2 separate regions of the Homo sapiens genome follow, and region 1 is linked to region 2. A link is a loop called in an ENCODE intact Hi-C map of the cell type or tissue named here. Cell type or tissue: heart right ventricle. All regions are shown on one strand.

Evidence for each region. Peaks named below come from ENCODE experiments on the same cell type or tissue, not always from the same donor. Only the 100,000 strongest peaks of a DNase experiment are listed, where the experiment ranks them.
Region 1: it touches region 2 in a loop (2.1-fold over the local background); 4 of 110 quality-filtered maps call a loop at or near these places.

Annotation. Positions count from the first base shown.
Region 1 is chr1:24,437,368-24,439,867 of GRCh38, reverse strand. The region is part of intron 2 of NIPAL3 (NIPA like domain containing 3); the gene reads right to left. Among named protein-coding and RNA genes, the nearest start is that of NIPAL3, 23 kb to the right of the region's middle. In heart right ventricle, a CTCF peak has its summit at 1,063; DNase peaks (open chromatin) are centred at 1,177, 1,667 and 2,157; H3K4me3 peaks cover 1,321 bases; H3K27ac peaks cover 1,538 bases.
Region 2 is chr1:24,525,988-24,528,487 of GRCh38, reverse strand. The region is part of intron 2 of RCAN3 (RCAN family member 3); the gene reads right to left. Among named protein-coding and RNA genes, the nearest start is that of RCAN3, 24 kb to the right of the region's middle. In heart right ventricle, a CTCF peak has its summit at 1,115 (motif pointing right); no DNase peak of the experiment used is centred here.

The DNA of each region.
Region 1 (2,500 bases), 89 kb after region 2:
AAGCAACATTCCAAAATCAGAATTTACAAGAGAAATATAGGCCAGAGAATACTTTTTGCTATCTTGTCAATAGTGTCTTCAATTTCCCAGAGGGTTTCAATGAAACTCTTTTAACTGGCTCACTTGCTTAGGGCATTGTCAATTACTCAATTTATAAAAAGTTAATTTACATCACCTATGAGTTAGGTTCAGACTACCTGGCACGGAATTTTGTACTTTCTAAAATGATTACCAAACATATATTCATTGTAGACTAAATAGGAAATATATATAGATAAAAATAATAATATCTTAGACAAGGTAGCATGAGAAAAAAATGAAAAAAATAACAATAACAACACCACCATAATAGAAAAGTCACTTTTAATTCTATAACCCAGAGATAATGACTATAAACATTTTGGTTCTTATTCCTGCAAACATTTTTCTGTCCATAAATTTACATATCAATGGAAATGTTAATTTACTTTATAAAAATAAGATTACCATCTGTTTTATAATCTGTTTTTTTACTTAACATATTGTGAGCACATTTCCCTGTCAGGCATACCTAATTTGTCATTTTTATTAAATGTCAAATAACTCATTATTTTTGGATGTGCCATATTTTATATCATTGCTTTGCTATTACTGGATATTTAGGCTGTTTCCTTTATTATTAATTTTTCATTTAACTTTATTTTAGAGTCGGGGTAAATGGGCAGGTGTGTTACATGGGTAAATTGTGTAATGCTGAGGTTTGGGTTTCTAGTGAACCCATCACCCAAATAAGTGAACACAGTACCCAATCGGTAATTTTTCAACTCTCACCCCCACCCCTCCCCGTTTTGGAGTCCCCCGTGTCTATTATGTTTCCTTTTAAAAAAACAATGCTGTGATTGAATAGCCTAGTGCACACATTTTTGTGCGTTTGTATGGATTAGTCCCTTGGGACAAATTCTTGTAAGTGGAATTGCTGGGTCAAAGTGTACTAGCATTTAAACCACACTATAGCAAGTCCCCAACACACCCTCCATCCATATTCCACCACTGAACACCAAGGAATGCTCTATGCTGGCCAATGCTGCAACCTCCTTCCCAGCATGTTCTCTTCCCAACCCCGCCTGGTTCCCCTCCCTGGTGAAATCCTGCCCATTCTTTAAGGCGGGGGACAGGCCCTAGGGAATCGGCAGTTAACAAGACAAACAGTCCTCACTGTCATATGTTCAGTCCATCTGGAAAGACAGATAATTAGCAAGCTGCCCCGCAGTGGCCAGAGCTGGCCGAGGCTTCCCCCTCAGGACACAGTCAGCAGTAACAGTGAAGTCAACCCTCCCCCCTGCCCTCTCCTAGATCGCGGGGCTTAGAGAGCTGAGGGCAGGTCTTCCCTGAGAAGGGGCAGTTGGCCAGGGACGGGAGAGGGCAGGAGGACCGAGAGGGAGGCCCACCAACTGAAATCACTATGGATAGCTGTCCTTAACTTCTCTCCCAACAAGGCTCAGCGCTGCCACAGAAGGGAAAGATGTGGAGCCAGGGGACCCCAGTCTAGTCCCAGCTCTGCCACAACCTCACCACACCTGAGATGTGTCCCCCACCTGGAAAAGGTCAGAGCTGGGAACTGATTCTGACTCACCCGATGAGCAGCAAGACAGAATAAAGCCACCTGCAGGCAGAACACGTCCTTCCTGTGGGATGACAGGATCTCAGAGCTAAAAGGCTCGCTGGAGACCTGCCCAGCCAGGGTTTCCCCAGCTGAGTTCCCAGAGATGCTAATGGGGTGCCAAGGCAAGAAAAGCACCATGTAGTTAAAGGCAATGCATCCTCTACCCACTGCTGGGAGGCCCCCAGAGCATGTTAGAGGCTCTCAGGGGAGTTTCTCCTTGTCTAACTCAGGTTCTCAAACTCATTTGGCTCTAGAACTCTTAACCTGGAATCCAGCCATCAGCATCTGGAGTAAACATCTATGACTCTCACTTGACTAACATTTTAATCCTTTCCTTTTCTTCTGATAAACGACACCCTGATTTTGCTGGGGAGGACTCTCCTCCGCCCCCTCCCCATTGGACACGGTCTTATTGGAACTGTCATTCCCAGTGCTCCATCCTCCCTAGACATCACGGCCCAAGTGTGACCCAAGCCAGGCAGCCCAGAATCTCTTTCTCTGGGATCCAGATCTTGGACTGAGAAACACAAAGGCTGAAGAAAGGTTGACTCCCTTCAGCCCAAGGTGAGGCCTGAGCAAATCATTAGTTGTCGCTCCTCAGGACCCTGGGGCCATCCTGGTTCCAGACCTCCTGGTTCCAGACCTTCCTGAAGCCAGGAACAGCCCAATTTTGCTTAAGAACTTGCTTCTGTTACTTGCAACTAAAAAGCTCAACAGAATCAGCACTTTGTGGAAAGCATTTTGGGACATGTTTATTATTAGCCCAACTTCTCATAAACATGAGCGAGGTTTTTTCTTCCCCCTTAGAGCCATGGCTTTGGTGGACAAAAAAGGCAATCTGCTTTTATTTTGTAAAAA
Region 2 (2,500 bases):
CCTTTCTGTATCCTTATGTTTTAGATATGCCTCATAAAAAGAATACATGTGTGTATAATGCATGTGTGTGCCTGTATGTAAATAAACACAGTTTGACACTCACTGTCTTTTCACTAGAGGAACTAGTCCATTGTTGATTACTGATATTTTGGGATGTCTACCATCTTATTTTATCTGTTTGTCTCAGATTTTCTGTGTTCATTTCCTTTTTCTTTTTTTCTTTTTTTTTTTTTCTTTTTTTCCAACTATTTTTTCTCTTTCTCTATTTTCCTCCCCTGAATGAAATTCCCATGAAAGATGCTAATGTACGTTTGGCAACTTCTTTAAAGATGCCTAACTCCCTATAGCCACAGTTTCTCTTTCACAAAGGCAAAACAATCAAACCTTTTTCTCAAAATTCATACTGGGACTATGTAATTCCACAAAAAATGCATTTTGGGGTGAAAAGCATTGGAAGAATATCTGAGCACAAATTATTTTATATAATTTGCAGTACGTGTATATCTCCTGAGTATTTTGAGATGGACTAGAGAAAAAGAAAGAGAGCAATATTTGAGTCGTTCATGAGGCTGAGAAAAAAATTATTTTCCCATTTATTAATGAATTGGGATAATGAAAAGCCTAATTTCAATCACTAGAAGAAAAGCAACATTAAATTTTCTTTACAGAAAACATATTTAGGCAATAGTTTAATAAATGAAATGCAATAAAATGGATCCAAGAAACTTCTCAATACCTTTAGAAATATTCCTTAGGCTTGGCAATGGTAACACAATAAAAGGAACCTATAAATTAGCTTTGTTCTTGCTTCGCCTATGTAAAGATCTTTCAATGATCTGTTGATCCTGAAGTGCAAATTATACACTCCCTCATTTATTAACTTCTCTCAATTTGAACATTTACCTGCCACTTTGCAACATTTCTCCAACTAGATAAAATATAAAATAATTTGTGCACCAATATTTATTCTTCCAGTGTTCAAATATCCTTCATTATTGAGGAAACATCATTTATCCTAAAAACTATGTATTTTTTGTCAATTCATTTAAAAAAATATATTATGTCAGACCTTCTACTCAGTCTGGCTTTTCAGTGGACTGCAAGCTGCTTCCAGCAGGGGGCAGTTTTAAGATTAATCCTACTCTTATTTACTATCGTGTTTCCATATATTAAAGTAATACAGAAAGCCATGCGCGGTAGCTCACGCCTGTATTCCCAACACTTTGGGAGGCAGAGGCAGGCGGATCAACTTCGAGACCAGCCTGGCCAATGCGGTGAAACCCCATCTCTACTAAAAATGCAAAATTACACACCTGTAGTCCTAGTTACTCTGGAGGCTGAGACATGAGAATTGCTTGAGCCTGGGAGGCAGAGGTTGCAGTGAGCCAAAATGACGCCACTGCACTCCAACCTGAGTAACAGAGCAAGACTGTCTCAAAAAAAAGTAATATACATAAATAACAAAATATTATATAGATATAGTAAGGATTTTAAAGTAGCATATCAGTTCTTAAAAGGGAAGGTGAATATGTAAGTATATTAAATGCTGATAATTATTATTGCTTCTGGATACATTTCAAAGTTTCTTTAGCATCCATTTCAAAGGTGGCTAGCTTTGTCGCTTTTAAAGAGAATTAGAATTGAGATTTTGCAAAATCACATCCCATTTGGTTCTTGGTATTAGCTTATTTTAAATGTATTTTAAACATTAAGAAAATACTAAAATTCCTATGTGAGATAGTTAAGAAATATTAACATTGAACACAATGGAAATTAAGGAAGAACTAATTAAGAAAGAATAGCTTATAAAATATTAGTACTTTGTAATTCTGTACATTAAACATTTTCCTTGCCCAAGGGAAAAGGCTCATGTATTATCCCTAGCCCCCCACAACGAATTCTTCCTAGTACCAACGCATCGTATGACAGAAGCTATCTTGCAAACAGTTACTTGATAATCATATCCTTCTTCCCATTTCCCTTCAAGATAATTTTTTTTTCAAATTCCAGAAATACACTGTAACTGAATGTAACATGCAGATGACAGCAATGGGTTATACGGCGCTCTCTCTCTCTCTCTTCCAAAATCCAATACCTGTGATAGGATTAAGAATTATAACAAAATGGCCAGGCACAGTGGCCCATTCATCCTAGCACTGTGGGATGCCAGGAACTTGAGACCAGCCTGGACAACACTGCAAGACCCCATCTCTACAAACAATTAAATAATTAGCCAGGCATGGTGGCATACGCTTGTAGTCTTATCTACTCGGTTGGCTAAGGTGGGAAGATTGCTTGAACCCAGGAGTTCGAGGCCGCAGTGAGCCACAATCTCACCACTGTACTCCAGCCTGGGCAACAGAGTGAGACCCTGTCTCTCTCTCTTAAAAAGAATTATACAAAAATGAAGCCATGCAAGAACCGATTAGCAAGCTTTTACTGAGTTTTGTGTTCTTTCTCTCTCCTCCACACCCATTTTCCCCTTGAAGTAGCATAAATA